Regions from separate parts of the Homo sapiens genome. Here region 1 is linked to region 2. The links are chromatin loops, found by intact Hi-C in ENCODE. Cell type or tissue: A673. All regions are shown on one strand. Links, peaks and the distances in the headings refer to the core of each region. The heading gives the core; the rest is flanking DNA. Region 1 overlaps HMCN1 (hemicentin 1). Region 2 has its middle 14 kb from the start of HMCN1.

Region 1 (8,348 bases), core at 113-8,112, 350 kb after region 2:
AATGACAGGTATAACATGGGTACTAAATTTACTAAAGTTACTCAGATATTCTTTAAGTATCTTTAACTCTTTTACAAAAGGTAATGTTTTAAAATATTCCAAGATGAAGACAAAAAGCTAAAAAAGATGATGAAGGGCCCAGTACAGTTAACTGGGAACAGAGAAACTTTAAATAAAAGACAGATCCTTCAATTCTGTGATCTGATTTTCAGACCACATATCCATATTTCTCATTCAACTTATGTTCTTCCATGCATGTTTTAAAAGACATATGTGCTGTTGATCTTAGACCAAAATAGATTTTTAAGCAGCTGTTAACACCGTACTTAATACAGATGTGAAACGGCTAAGCTGCTGTTTGTCCTGTTTTACACATAATCAACCAAATAGTCAGTCAAATTCCAGTTGTAGAAGTTCAGATCATAATCATGATTTAAGATGCAGGAAAGATATAGCTTTATTTTTTCAGATTTCAGATGGATTTTGCAATATTGGCAGCTAGAAAAAAAGTCATCTTATAAAATAAGCAAGTTTCATCTGGAAGCCATTGCAAAAGGGAAAATATAGAATTCCCACCATGCTCCGTTTATAGTTTCTTTTCTGACTACAAGCACACTTCATAGTACAATATCAATTCTTTATGAGTTTACTTGGAAACAAATAATCCCTTTCTCCTTTGAAATATTTTAATCTTTTCTAAAGTTGTTTCATTCCTTATAGTTACCACATATGCTCACATGTACATGAACACATACACACATTAAAAACTGGGTAAAGACTAAAAGTGCACAGGAAATGAGGCATTTTTGTCTTATTTTTGAAAATTTCATTATAAGTTGTTAAATTGCAGCTTCAGGTTCAGGCTTTGAAATTGACCCAATTATGATGCTTTACACTGCTAGGTGTTTTAGGGTTTGCAATTGGTCTCCTAGAATGTGAACAAAAACGTACTATTTTAAAATTTATTTTCCATATTCATTCTCCTGTTATTTCAGTCTTCAGATGAGCAATACTAAAGTGAAGTAGTGTTTTCAAGAAAAGAAACACAAAACATATTGACAGACATTAAAAACTGGACAAAGTATTGGCCACAATAAGTTTTGATAGAATCTTGAGTTTTATTTATTCATACCCTGAAGTTTTTCTTTTAGCAAAAAAATTTAAATTATGCTACTTTTATATAAGTGATACAATGTTAATAATGATTAATTGCATTCTGAATTATTTGTTGAACATCTACTATTTGTCAGACACTGTTTTAAATGCAGGGAATACAGCTGTGAAAGAAACAGACACAAATTTCTACTCATGTGAAGTTTAGGAAGGCAAAACTAAACCAAACCAATAAGACATAATGTGTCAGGTGGGGCAGGTATCATGGAGAAAACTCAATATGAGAGAAGGAAACCAAGGGTGGAGAGTGTGATTTCTTACTTAGGGAAGACCTCACTGATAAGGTGACATTTAAACAGAAACCCAAAATGAAGGAAGCAGACATAAAATAATAGAGGGCAAAATATTCCAAAGTAAAGAGCACAGCAAGGGCAAAGGCCCTGAGGCATTTGGGCTGAAGTGCAGTGACAGATGGGAACAGAAAATGTGAGCAGAAGACTAATGGAGAGCCAGACCATGATGCCCCTTGTGCCAGTTGGCCTTTATTCTGACGGAAAGCCGACTGGGAAATTTTGAACACAAGAATGACATGACACAATCTGACTTAAGGTTTTAAGCAGATTGCATTTCTTTCTGTACTTGGAGAATAAAGAAAAGGTCCAGCTATGAAGTTATTGCAATGGTTATGGCAATTGCATCTCCACCAAAAGGGCAATGGTTGTTGCTTGGACCAAGGTGGTAGCAGGAGGTGTGGGATGTGTAGGAAGGAGATCAAATATAGGTTCAAGATAAGTGAGAGTAAATAGAGAAGAGGTCTAAGGATTAAGCCTCAGGGTACTCCTGTATTTAAAGTTGGGGAGCAGGGAGCGTAGTGTCCCAAAAGATAAGTGAAAAAGGTACTTCAAAATGAACACAAGTTAAACTCTGTTAAATGATACTGATCAGGTAAAATAAGTACTTAGAAGTTACCAGCATGAATGTCATTGGTGACCTTGGCAAAGAATTTTTGATCAAGAAGAAACAGTGAAAGTCTGATTGGAACATATCAAGAAATGATGGAAGGAAAAAACTGAAGGAAAGTAATTGGAGTCCACAAGTATAGAAAATATTTTTAAGTCATTTGGCAACAAATGTAGAAATGTAGAGGTGGGCTGCAGCAAGAGAGGTTTTTGTTTTTGTTTTTTTAGGCTGAAATCATCCAGTGGAAAGAAATAAGTTAATGATGATGTAGGTGAGAGAAACACAGTTGCTGGAGGGATGCCCTTGACCAGCAAATTCTCAGAATGAGCAGAAACTGATTTTAACCAGTTAGGGTTTTGCCAGGGGAGTAAAATAAAGGGAGAGGAGGCAAAAGAGTTGAGAGTTTTATACAAGGAACAATTATCATGACAGATCTTCTCTGGGTAAGAAGGGAATAGAAGTCAGGAGGAGACTGAGTGGCAGTGAAAATATTGCAAGGTCAATGGATTGTGGGGCTCCCATGGGATGAAAAAAAAAAAACTTAAAGAAAATTAGTAATAATAGAAAACTAGGAAGTGATAGTCACCAAATGAGAGCTTGAAACTGAGATTATGAAGGAGCATAGTTATTGGTAATTATAAGGTCTAGGTATGACTCCTATTTAGTGGGTGAGAAAGGGTGAGGGACAAGAAAATTAAAAGAAGGAGATCAAGGAGCTAAGAGAACACAGCATTGGATGATTATCTTTGTGGGCATTGAAATCACCAAGAGTTATGAGAAGAGTATCATTAGAAGGAATGATAGTGAGCCCGGAGCTAAAATTTTCAATGAATGAGGGGGAATTTAGTATAAATGAAAATGTTGAGAAGATGGGAGATGTTCTATTAGCTATAGGCAATGTTACTGATAAAACACCATAATACGAATATATGTAAGTTAATATCCTATTTTATAGTAATAATTTCAATAAAACATAATATAAATATCTTTAGGTTAAAATTTTTTATTTATAAAGTAATGATGTTTCTGAATGAACAAAAGTAATTTAGATCAAATCAGATTATACTAATGTGCTCAATCTTTCATAAAGAAATTCTAACATTTTCTACAAAATTATAAAAGACTGCTTTTTAAATATTATATGAGATCAGTGAAAAAAATTTTTCCAACATGAATAAATTAATATGATAACTAAGAACATATATTTATCATAAAAATGTATAAATGCATCATGCACAAATGCCTCGTAAAAATGTAAACTGTAACAGCAGCAATTTCAATAAATAAAAATTTGATTAGTCAAAAACAATGAGTTTAATCAAAGTAAATCAATTATTTTGATTAAACTATTGTCATGAATGTTTTGCATACAATTTTATTTTCATTTATTTAAAAAATCACAAAAACTATCAACTGCATGGCCTCTTAGAGGATTCATTATAGCACTTAATGCTAACATTGTTATAATTGAATCACAGCCCCTTAAATCCGATGATCATGTTAATATTGCTGCGAATGGACACACACTTCAAATAAAGGAGGCTCAAATATCAGACACCGGACGATATACTTGTGTAGCATCTAACATTGCAGGTGAAGATGAGTTGGATTTTGATGTGAATATTCAAGGTAATACTAATTGCTTATTGTATATAATGTAATTTATATGATCTTTCAAAGTAAAAGAAAAGAGATTTGACTTATTTTAAACAGTGTTTTTTTCTGTTGACAATAATATAAATTCATGATTGAAAATTTAGACTCGAGAATTAAAGAAGGAAATAATCCCATCATTCAGGATTGCCTCTGTTATTTTTATGTGTTTCCTTCTGATATTTTAAAGTGTATACTTCTACAAAGTTGAGGTCACACAATATAGATTTCTCTGTTGCATTAGCATTCCCTTAACTTTATATCATGAAGTTTTAAAAGCAGCATTTACATGAAAGGCAGGAAAGTAGTACAGTACAGAATTCAGAGTAATAAAAAATTACCTGTCCACTACTGGGCATATTATCTGGGTGATGAAATAATGTGTACACCAAACCCCCAAAACATGCAATTTACTCATGTAACAAACCAGCACATGTACCCCATAAACATAAAATGAAAGTTGGAATAAATAAATAAATAAATGTAAAAATAAAAACAAGCAAACAACATAACAAAACAGACTTGGAATTGAATGATGATTATGGCTTTTAAAAGCTTTGTGACTTAGTAAAGTTACCTAAATTTTAAGATTGTTTCCTCATTTGTAACATGACTGTCTTGTAGAATTGCAGTGAATACTAAATGAGATAAAGTATATAAAGCTCCTAGCAAAATGATTGAGAAATGATACCTGCCATTATTGTTGTTTATATTGTTACTCTTGATGTTGCTAACTATTCGACATGATTTTTAATAATTATGTCTGTTTCACCAGTTGAATATCCAAAAAATATTTATTTAACCAGACTTCTATTGTTGAATGTCTGGGTTGTTTCTAAGCTTTCACCACTCATAAATAATGCTACACTGAACATCTTTATACATAAAACTTTTGTACATCTTTGATTTTTCATAATTTTCTAAGGGTGGAAATTTTAGGTTAAATGTACTTTTTTCTGTGATAAATTTTATGTTATGCACTCTTTTAATGCTTTTGATGTGCAGGCAAATTGCCTTTCATAAAGTTCATACTTGTCCCCAGAAAAGTATGAAAATGTCCTATTATTTTTGTTAATGGAATTTTTAATCCTGATTGCATAATTTCTTTAGCCTTCTTAGTAAGCCAAATCACTGTGAAATGCTCTCAATTGAACCAGTATTTTTTAATGGTTTCTCAAAATTAGTCTTTCCTGCTGTGTATCATTTAGCAATGCTCCTTCCTGAGAGTGAGCCCCTTTATTGTCTAAGTGCCAGAGCCCTTTAACGGGGAGAGCAAAGCATAAACACAGCATTCTGAGCCTCATACTTCTTGTTCTTCCACTTGACAACCAGCTCCGACTTTCGTGTACTACTTTTTTGGCTAAGGGCTAGAGTTGGTGGTGGCGTCAGTACTTGAAATTATTTCCACATTGTCTAATCTATTGCTTTTACAAATCACTCTGGTGAAAACACAGCCAAGATCTTTGTTTAAGCATTTATATGTGACCAACATTTAATGCCTTTCCTCCATAGTTCCTCCAAGTTTTCAGAAACTCTGGGAAATAGGAAACATGCTAGATACTGGCAGGAATGGTGAAGCCAAAGATGTGATCATCAACAATCCCATTTCTCTTTACTGTGAGACAAATGCTGCTCCCCCTCCTACACTGACATGGTACAAAGATGGCCACCCTCTGACCTCAAGTGATAAAGTATTGATTTTGCCAGGTAAAGATTGATACCAACAGGGTGAAAAGCTGACTCTCTGCCAAATGTGTTTCCTCTCATGTATTAGACGAATTGAATTGGTTGGGTCTCTGGCTAAGTAATTTAACTGGCAGTTAGACTGCTGAATGCCACTGGCATCCACGTAGCTTCAATCTAGAAGAGTCTTGCTTGAGAATTAGACAATAGGAGAAAATAGCTTAGTAAACTTTTCAGATCTACTACGCATCACTCTATCAACTCAAAGTCCTTTGGCTTCCTTGTGCCTCCATTTCTCTTTTAGTGCAATAAGATAATCAGTTTGGTTTATATATATTATTAACATAAATGCTAATATATATTTACAGATCATTACTGCTCAGTTTATTAAATGCACTTATCATAAATAAATAGGGAAGATTATTAGTTTCAAATATTTAAATTGTTATCTGGTTTATTGATTGCAAAGATGTTTAAACTGTTATGGAATAATATTTTCAAGGCTTCTATTTAATTTTAACAAGCATTCAGATATACAGGGCTTATCAAAATTCATCAGATTGTACACTTAAGGTCAGTGCAGTAAGTAATTGAATGTAAATTTGACCCCAATTAAATAAAAGAGTATCCTGAAAATAAAAATGAAAAGAGACTAAGTAGATAGGGTAACTCTGTCTAATATGTGATCCTAAATTAGATCTGGGTTTGGGGAAAATGGCTATAAAAAACATTATTGCAACAATAATGAAATTTGATTATGGACTGCGGATTCAATAGTAGTTTTGTTTTGATTTTAAATTTTCTGTTTTTAATCATTGTAACACGGTTATATAAGGGATTATCCTTGTTATGAAATATGGATTTATGAGTATTTTAGGGGTGAAAGGGCACCATGTCTCCAACTTACTCTTCAATGGTTCAGAAAAAGATTATATACATATGACAGAGAGAGATAAGGCAAATGGAGTGAAATATAAATAATTAGTGAACATGAGTAAAAGTCTTTATATAATTATTGCAACTTTTCTCTAAATTTGAAATTATATCTACATGATGTTTAAAAATATACAGCTATCCTCATAAGAATGTATGTAAAATAGTACACTTTATACTTTTACAACCTTGGATATTGCTTTCTCAAACAAGTACTTGCAGCAAATGGTGTAAACTTCTATTAAAAGTGTTCAAAACTATAAAAGCAAGGAGTCACTATATAGTAACATTCCCTAGGAAATATGATGAAGCACATAGAGTAGCAGTCCCCCTTCTAGGAAAATCTACATGAGCTATTCATTTCTCAGGAGTTCCGATTCATATGTTGGCTCACTTTTTAATAATGCAGTGTTTGTTGTAAAAGTGGTATCTGAGATTAAAACTGAACCATTGGATGAAACAGGAACCTTGAAAGAAAATGTAAGGCAGTCATTAGACCTGAAAATTTGTATCTGTTTATGGCTTGTGTTCACTCTAAGATTAGAGGAGTAAACATAGTGGGATATTATTTTCAGGAGGGCGAGTGTTGCAGATTCCTCGGGCTAAAGTAGAAGATGCTGGGAGATACACATGTGTGGCTGTGAATGAGGCTGGAGAAGATTCCCTTCAATATGATGTCCGTGTACTCGGTGAGTTTTTCTTTTGTTTATTGTTCATTCTTTTACTGAAAAGTATTTTTGAGGAACTAATGTTTGCAGGATGTTACACTAAGCGCTTTTGAGACTATAAAGATAACCAGAAACTGATAGTTCTCCCAAGGAGGTAATTATCTTCTACAAATTGACAGCACATTAGTCAGGACTCTTGAAGTATTAAGAAACAAACTGACTTAAATGAAAACAAACAAACAAAAAGAATTCATTGACTTATGAATCAGAAAAGTCCCAAAATAGAGCTGGCTACAGTCATGTCTGACTTCTGTGGTTCAAATGAGGTCAACCAGACTTTACCTCTCTCGACTCTGCTTTTCTTTATTAATGTCACTCTCAGGGAGGGGGATCCCCTTGGATAGCAAGGTGGCCTCTAGCAGCTCTAGGCTTGCATCCTCCTAGTTCCACATTCAAATGAAAGTTTTTTCTCCTAGTATTTACAATTGAAGCCCTAGAATTGAATTTCCGTGGTTTTAATTGGCCAAGTGTGAATCACGTATCCATCCAGAGCCAATCACAGACAGCAAGAGGTTGCAATGTTCTAATTGATAAGGTCTAGTTCATGTGTCCAACCTTGAACCAAATCACCATCTGAATGCATGAACAGAGAGTTGAAGAAGTATTTTTCCTGTAAGGGAAAAGATAAGTGACATAACAATTAACATAGATTTTAAAGTTCATGAGAGAGTTACAAGGAAAAGAGATGAGATGACAATTAAAAAATCAATGCTGACATTGTCAAGGACAGTGAAGGAATATCTTGGACCACCTGGCTTAACTTGACCTTGTCAGGTTCACAGCTACGCCATATGTCCTGCCTAGGATCAGGTTCGATCCCCAGCTCTAGTTGTGTTTAGCAGCTCTCTCATCAGCAGCTCTCTCATCAGCAGCTCTCTCATCAGCAGCTCTCTCACACTAGCTCTCTTACACTGTCCCCCTTTATCTTGGCTTTTTGCTCTGCCTCTGTGGCTCCTCTCAGCAGCCGGCTCCCGTGCATAGCTCTATGGCTGGCCTGCAAGGCCAGCTCTCTCTTGCAGTGTTAGCAGCTTAACTCTTTCTCTCTGGGGACGAGCTGGTTCCTGCCTGCCTTAAAGGAGCCTGGCTCTCCCTTACAGTGGTCAGTAGTATTACTCTCTCTCTCTGGGCACACGCAAGCCATGTCAAGCCATGCTATGCCATGCCAAACTGAGCCCCGTGCACAGTGTCGCAGAGCAGTTATACCTTCTACAGACAATAGTGGCTCAGAGCCAAGTATGAACTTACACAAACAGGTTATATAACAAGTAGAGTTGTGTG
Region 2 (8,348 bases), core at 174-8,173:
CTTCCTTCCTTCCTTCCTTCCTTCCTTCCTTCCTGTTACAGAACCTATACTAGGTACTGCTAGTCATAAAGTGAATAAGATGTAGTCTTTGAAAGATCTACTTTTGTTTCTCCTGTTCTCCACCCCTTTGAAAATCACGGCTTTGCCTATCTTTGGCCTTCTGGCACAGCTCCATTATTTCCATAAAATTGCTGACAAGGGTCAGATTTATGAATGTCATATTGAAAAAATGAGGATACGGTGAGAGGGCAGGAAATTACCACCTTACGCAGAAAAGTTTTTGTGAAGGAGATAGAATTTCAGGATGTCTTAGAACACTTGATGAATTTTGTTTAAATCTTGACTGAATTTTGTTAGATTTGACATATACAGAAGTATAGTAGAATTCAGAACAAATTATTAACTTGTCCCAAACTGTATAGTAAATATGAATATTTTTACTGTTGCTAGAATAAATCTTAGCATGAGAGGACTATTAGCATGCAACTCACACTAAAACTAGTTTCTTTTTTAAAAAATAACCTTACTAAAATTTTCACTTGAAGTTTTATTTTGATATTCTGTATGTGCACATAATGCTAGGGTAGAAAAGCTGGAAACAGTGCCTCAGGCATTGAAAAGACAAAGTATACAAATTTTATTGTAGAACCCACCTTTTTTTTTCAAAGCAGTAACTTTTTAATGCCTAGTTGTGTTCCATTATTGTGCTAATAAATCTATAGGCATAAGAAATTGGGATTTTACTAGAAGTAAGCGGAGTGTAACTTTTTTTCCAAAACTAGGTTGCTAAAATTGTCATTTGATGATTAAGAGGGACCTCATTTTACCATTGTTAGTCTCTTCAACCAAAATGTTGCCCATAATGCTGTATGTGTGTGTGTGTATGTGTGTGTGTGTGTGCGCGCACATTTTACTGCCACTGCTTTACTTGTCATCCCCTTACCCCTTGCCTAACAGTTTCTGTCTTCTTTCAGGATGGAAAAGGGGGAAAAATATAAACATTTTTCAGTTTTCTTTTGTTTCTTTTTTCTTTTCTTTTGAGACAGGGTCTTGCTCTGTCAGTCAGGCTGGAGTGTAGTGGCACAATCTCGCCTCACCGTAGCCTCTGCCTCCCAGACTCAAGCAATCCTTCCACCTCAGTCACTGGAGTAGCTGGGACCACAGGTGTGTGCCACCACACCCAGCTAATGTTTGCACTTTTTAAGATGAGATTTCACCATGTTGTCCAGGCTGGTCTCGAACTCCTGAGCTCAAGCGATCTGCCCTCCTTGGCATCCCAAAGTGCTGGGATTACAGGTGTGAGCCACCATGCTGGGCCCCGTTGTTTCTTTTCTCAGATAATTTATTATTAGCCAAATTGAAGGGGGCAAGATGCATTATTAGATTTGGGATGGTTTGAGTGACAGGGTTGTTTTCCTTAGGGCTTCTTAGAAGAGAATTCTTAGAGAGATTCTTAAGAAAAAAGAAACAGAAGTCATATAAAGAAGGTAGAAATGATGAGGTTGTAAAAATTATTACCACACATTCAAGAATATTTCTTCAGTTACTATGTGAGTTAGTCCTGGACTGACTTCTTTATCTCCAGAAAAGGTGCACTCTTAATATTATTATTTTTCTCTGTTTTTGTGGGAGAAGAGCTTGGGGAAGTGTGAGGAACACAGGCAGAGGAGGGAGAAGTGCTGAAGAAGGGGAAAGGATAAAGGCAGAGGTGGGATGCCTTGTATAATTAGAGGGAGGCTTGGGTAGGGACTTAAGTGAGATTTCTTATTAAATTATGTGATTGAAGATAATTTTGGGGAAGAGCATTAGTGATTTCGGCCAATACAATGTGCCATTTTGGTGTTGGGCATGATAAAGCAAATTCAGACTTTCTGTGACGCTATTTCTCTCTATCTGTGCTGTGCTAGAGAAGGGAGATGGACAATGGCTCTCAGCTGGCTGCTTTAATTGGCTAATGGGAAGGTGAAGTAAGAAAAGTAGTAGAGAAGGCAAATTATAATCAGTTCATTTATAAATTATTATTTATTAAAATTAAATCACTACTGTACTTTCTTTTGGACACAGCATGAGCTTATAAACTTAAAGATGACCATTGCTTCCCTAAAAGCCTCTTCTAGGAGTCCATCCATATACTTATTGTTAGTATGTGAAATGTTCACTAAAATGATAATAGTGTATTTTCTATTTTATAACTTTCTTTTTTCAAGCAATTTGTCATCTGTTGCCTGCTACTATTTGTACTTCTCTTCCCCATGTTTTATTTCTACTTTATTTAGTCTTTAGCTTACCTCTAGAAGTCTTCCATTGTTGAGGTTTTTAAGATAAGAAACAATTATTCATTTATTTCCACTGAAAATTGATCTAAGTGGGTACCTGTCTACAGTCAATTTTCTTTACCCCCTTTCTGAGTGAATTCATGTGAAAATCTGTTGAAAGTATGAGCCTTCTCTTCATAAGAATATACCTCTATAATTTTACACACAGTTTCAGGGGGATAAATTTCCCTTAAAGGTACAGGGATCCCAAATTAATAACACTTTTGTGGGGGATGTGGGATGGCAAGGGTAAGAATGAATTATATTGTTAAGGTCTACACATGTAGTTAAGGTCTAGACAGGAAAAGCAGCAGATAGGTATTGCACATCTTTGCACAGACCATTTCTTGATGGTGTGGGAGTTTCTTTAATTAAAATATGGTAGGAACAGCTGGCCACCAGCTAGCACTGGCAACACAACAAGAATGTCAATAAATGCATCACAGAAAAAAACTTACAGGCCCAGTTGTTTCTAATGGAGACTATCAGTCTGTACCCCTATAGACAAGAGCTTCAATTTTTCCATTCCAATCACACTTGCTGTAGCATCCTTAATATTGAAAATAAACTGAGAACTTTACCAGAATTGTTAAAAATACCACCATGGGCATTTAGTCTTTGTAAAACCTTGGAAAAGTAGTTAATTCTGAACAACTCACCACATGTCTTATTGTGAGTCACTGAGAAAACAAAAAAATGAACTCCACTACTCATGACTTGGTTGTCTTCTTTAACTGGTAGACCACAATCCCGTTGGCAACAGGAGAGGGCTTGCTTCCAAGAATGCAACGTCCAAAGTGGAGGGCAGGGAGCACTAGTGAGCATGTAATGACAGTTCCCAAGGAGAACACGGGATGCAGTGCATCCTAGGGTGGGGTCAGGAATGATCCCTGGACAAGTCAGAACTCACGGTGTCTGGTTTTATTCTCTACATTTGGCAGCTCCCTTTTTTTCCTCCCTCAGTTTCCTTAGCTTTAAGGAAAGTAGGGGCTAATGTGAGCTTGCAGTGAGAGAATATAGATCAGTGTTTTGAAATCTGTGAATCATTAATCTAATGGAAAGTGTTGTAATTTTCTACTTAATTGGAAAATGACGGTAAATAAAGTAAATTCCCCTACGTCTTTTCCTAGTGTTGGTAAACTTTTCTGAAGTCAATAGAAGCTCTAAAGCAGGCGAAATATGGGAGCTTGGACGTACATATTCTTATTCTGGTGGGGGAAAAACAGGTTTGAAAATTTGAACAAATAGTGTAACTACAACAAATTCTCTTTCTTCTCAAAATGGGTCTGAGCCAATTTTGTTCTGTAGTACTGATTGAAAAGAAAGAAATTAGGAATGTACCTGAAAGGAAAGGGAAGATAATTAAATGTTTCAATACTCATTATGTGCCAGGCACATTCTCAAATACTTTACATATTTTATCTTATATAATTTGTACAACAACACAAGAAGAAAGCTGCAGTTCAGAGAGATTAGGTGGCTTTCCTTTCACACAGCTGAGTATCAAAGCTAGAATTTAAATCTATCTGTCCCACTCAAAAGCATATGCTCTTCTTACTGTACCATACTGCATTCTACCCTAAGCATTTTATTGGGAAATGGGCTTAATCTAATTAAGCATGGTGACTGGAAAAGACCACTTCATTTATCCACTCAATAAGCCTTCCTTAAATATGTATTATATACAGGGCACTGCTAAGTATTGGTATACAAAGAATAAGAGAGCACTCACTGTCAAGGAGCTCAAGATCAAAGCTTCTTCTATCCATCTATATTTACTAGCAAAGAGAAACTCATTAAATAATGATAGAAGCAATTCCCAAACATGATTCACATCTTTTTAATTAGCAAGGAACTTTATTCATAAAGCCTCTTAAACTGAGAGTTTATCAGATATCCTGGGATAGTCATGTCCCCAAATTTCATGCCACATCTGAGATTTTAACTGGAGTGAATTAATATACCTCAATGTTTAAAAAAAAAAAGAGAGAGAGAGGCATAATTGTCTATTATATGCTCTGACAAAGACTACTTAAATTTCAGAGCTATCTAGTTTGTAGGAGCCTGGAGAGTCTTGGAGAATTAGATGCAGTTTCAATTAAATGATATTAAGATATCCCTGAATTTTAAACTGCTGTGCTATGAGACAATGCCTTTACATCATGTGGGTAGAGCTACATTTTTTAAAGTATTTATTTTGGTTGGTGCTAATGAGATATTTATCTCCATTTCCCAGACATTTTGGACTTTGTTTCAGAAGAAATTCCAAATGTTACTTACAAGAAGCAAATTCTAATCTCTTAATGTCAAAATGTACCACAAAAGAATGAGGAATAAGCTACAAATAGCAAAACAAACACAATGCTTTTTACTTGAGGAATCTGCCAGCAGAGGGCAATATTAGTTTTCACACTCTCCTAATATCTCTACTGATTTTAAACCATTAAGTATAAAATAGCTATTTGGTAGAAATCTTAGGCTATGAAGTATTTTTGTTTCTGGCAGATACGAACAGGAACATAGTAGAAGCAAAGATAAAGCATGACGTTGAGTATTAGAATTCCAACATCTCTGATAAAAATTAATCTTATTTATTTTCATTGCTATGAAAACTCTAGACATTTGCTGATTATAATTCAGCTGGAGGGTTACCATCTCTTTATGGTATTTCCCTATTCTCCAGCACACAGAAAGTTTTCAGTGACTATTCATTGAATAACTTATGAGTAAATAAATGCTGATCAAATAGATATGTGTGTATGGGGTTGGGGTGGAGGCCAAGGGTAGGATGAAAACTTCTTACACTCCCCTCTCATTTAGAATACAATCATTTCTGTGCATGGCTTCTTTGAATGTTTCAGATAGCACTTTGGAAAGTGATTTTTGGTATTTCCAGCAATTTTAGAGTAACCTTAAATCAATGAATTTAATCACCATAGCTTGGATTAGTAAAAGATGAAAGCTATTGCTGAACTTTCCATAGGAGAGTTCCAAATCTTACTTAATATTGGTAAGGATATTTGGCTAGACTGGATTTATGAAAAGTAAGATTATGAAAATTAAAATATTATTTATCAAGTGCTGATTGAATTAAGCAAGCCACTTGACATAACTAAAGTCAGAAAGACTCAAACTGATTTTTTTAGGCTGAATTAAAAGGAGAGATACAATATAAATTGTGAGTCAGTATGTGTCTGCTCAGTATCTATGTATCTTATTTTCTCAATTTTGGTATGTAGTTATTATTATTATTTCACATACATAGGATGATAGCAACAATGTTGGTAGTTTGAATTAATTGGCATTATGCCAAATTTTTGTTTCAACATCTGTTAAATGCATTTCTAAATCTATACTCTGTTTCACCATATAGATAAATATTTAACATGAGGGAATGGGCTTTGGGGATGACTGAATGAGTCTTATGTTTCCAATAGTTAATTATATATTTGTATTTAGAAACTCCACCTTAAGGCAAAAACTACAGGCCTAGTGGGAAGAAATCTTCTTCTGTGTACTCTTGATGTTTAGGTTTTTGGCCAGACTAAAAGTCACAGCAAAAGACATTTGCGGAGATGCCTTAAATATAGTACTGCAAATCCTGTACTGGGAGATATGGGATTAGCTGCAGTGTGAGTGGAAGGATTTTTCTGAAATTTGCCCATCAAATCTCGGCAAAGTTTTCCCATCAGAGTCATGTAGAGTAGCACTTTCTTTGCTCTGCTCAAGATTCCTTGCCTGGGTTAATAAAGTCAAGTTCCATAAGAAAATAACAACCTGATCTACCATCAGTAAGGCGTTCTGCTTAGGCAATTTTGGGTGGGAATGTTTGGGTTTATGCTGATGTAGGCACACTCTTGTTCCACATTGACTAACAGCTGCTAGGCAACAAGCTAGTATTGAGCTGGAGTTTGTCATCAAATGTAATCAAACTAAGTGATCCACATTTTAATGTCTTCAGCCTCATTAGCAAGCTCTTCTGATTAAAGCAGTTGCAATTTATTATACTAATAGATAAGTTTTTTGAAAAAAATATGAATCTCTTCTACTCCCAATGTTTCGTAATTTAATGCTATACTTTTGAAGCTTTGACTTAGTGGCTATGGCCATAAGCAACAACAGCATTATTGTTTTAGGGCACATTTCCAATGCTTATTTATGCTATGTAGTGTCTTTAGTTTGATTTCCAATAGGACTGACGGAATTTCTTTCAGATGTTTTGTCTTCTAAGTGTAAGACTTTATTCCGAGGGTAAAATACACTTATGAATGTGAAAGTTGTCAGAATCAAAATGGAGTCACTTGGGTTTTAAAAAACCCTGACAAATAGAGCCAGAGAAGCCCATGAAGGGAGGGTTCTCATGCATAAATGCCAGATTAAAAAAACTATCACAAAAGACTGCAAAAAGTTCAACCTTGCAAAAGGCCATAATAACCTTACACACATAAAAAATTCTTCCTTGAGGACATCTGCCCAGCAACTGCCTGTTCAGTCTTGGACTGGTGCTACCCTAGTTATTTATTGATCCTTGCAGCCAAGAATAATTACCTCAAAAATTATGTAATTCTCTTCATTTTTCCTTTAAAAACTTTTGTCTTCCTTTACCTCCCTGAATACACACGTATTTATTATGACATGACTATTCCCATGGCAATGCCCTATTTGCGAATAAATGTTATTTTCTTTTAGAAAGCCTCTCTATGTTATTTAGGTTGACATAAATTTTGATGCATTATTTAATTCATTTCATTGTATAGATGACAAACGACTAATAAAAATCATTTGTATTTCTTGATATGATCATATTCATGCCTCTTTAAAAATGATTTGGTGGCTACTTTTTACAACTTATTTATTTAATTTGTATAAACTTGAACTTTAGAATAGTTTCAGGTTTACAGAAAACTTATGAAGATAAAACAGAGTGCTACCATATATGCTACACCCAGTTTCCAGTATGGCTAACATCCTATATTGGTATGGTACATTTGTCATAACTAATGAACCAATATTAAACATTATTATCAACTAAACTCCACACTTTATTCATATTTCCTCAGCTATACCTTTTCTGTTCCAATATTCTATCCAGGATACATTACACATTAGGCTTCTCTAGATTATGACAAGAAATCTTGGGGGAATTCCTGAAAGGAAGGCCACAGATGCTATTCTCATCACATCCTATCAAGAGTACATGCTATTGACATGACTTATCACTGTTGTTAAACTTGATAATCTGGTGGAGGTGGTGTTTGACAGGTTTCTCCTCTGTAAAGTTATTTTCTACCTTTCTTTACCATATTCTTTGGGAGCAAGACATTATGTGCAGCCCACATGTAAGGGATGGGTATTCATCCTCCATCTCATTGAGGAGGGAGTATCATATATACTATTTTGAATTCTTCTGCTTGGGAGATTTGTCTATATTTATTTATTTATTCAACTTATATCCTTATGGACTCAGGATATTTTACATTTTGAGTTTTAATTTAATATTATTTTATTTATTTTGTTGCTTAAATTGTTACAGCTTTGTTCATTGGGCATTCTTTTAACTGGCACCTGTATCTCTTTAACATATCCCACCATTGTGTGTGTGTGTGCTTTACATTTTTATTTTTTGCATTTCCTTCATTTCTGGCCACAATAAGATGCTCCTCTTATATATTCCTTGCCCCAGCCTCAGAATCTACCATTTCTCCAAGTAATCCTGGTTTGTTTTATGGGAAATTGGCATTAGAAATCAATATTTGATGTATTTTGAAGTCAAGCTGGTAAAAAGAAAAAAAATCAATATTTGGGCACTAATTGTGCTCATTGTTATTGAGATGTCATTACTTTTAGGCCACCTCAGCTGACAGAGCAAGAATATATATGTGCATTCTAATATAGACACATATATCTTTAAGTATTTATTAATATGTACTCATGTTATTCTGCATTAAGTCAAACATGAGTTCATGCTGATGTGGCCAATTCTACTCCATCACCAAAGGATCACTGTAGCCTTCTGGGTACTTGTTACTTAAA

The links. A loop is a pair of places that touch in the nucleus more often than their neighbours do. Peaks named below come from ENCODE experiments on the same cell type or tissue, not always from the same donor. Only the 100,000 strongest peaks of a DNase experiment are listed, where the experiment ranks them.
Region 1: it touches region 2 in a loop (3-fold over the local background); 2 of 110 quality-filtered maps call a loop at or near these places.

The regions. Positions count from the first base shown.
Region 1 is chr1:186,071,190-186,079,537 of GRCh38, forward strand. It overlaps HMCN1 (hemicentin 1), which reads left to right. Exons shown (of 107, transcript NM_031935.3): 53 at 3,552-3,702; 54 at 5,239-5,433; 55 at 6,918-7,031. Among named protein-coding and RNA genes, the nearest start is that of PRG4, 220 kb to the right of the region's middle. In A673, for the core only: no CTCF peak of the experiment used is centred there; a DNase peak (open chromatin) is centred at 4,962.
Region 2 is chr1:185,716,134-185,724,481 of GRCh38, forward strand. No RefSeq gene overlaps it. Among named protein-coding and RNA genes, the nearest start is that of HMCN1, 14 kb to the right of the region's middle. In A673, for the core only: CTCF peaks have their summits at 3,138 and 4,691 (motif pointing right); DNase peaks (open chromatin) are centred at 878, 3,108, 3,928, 4,708 and 1 weaker place; H3K4me3 peaks cover 659 bases; H3K27ac peaks cover 6,204 bases.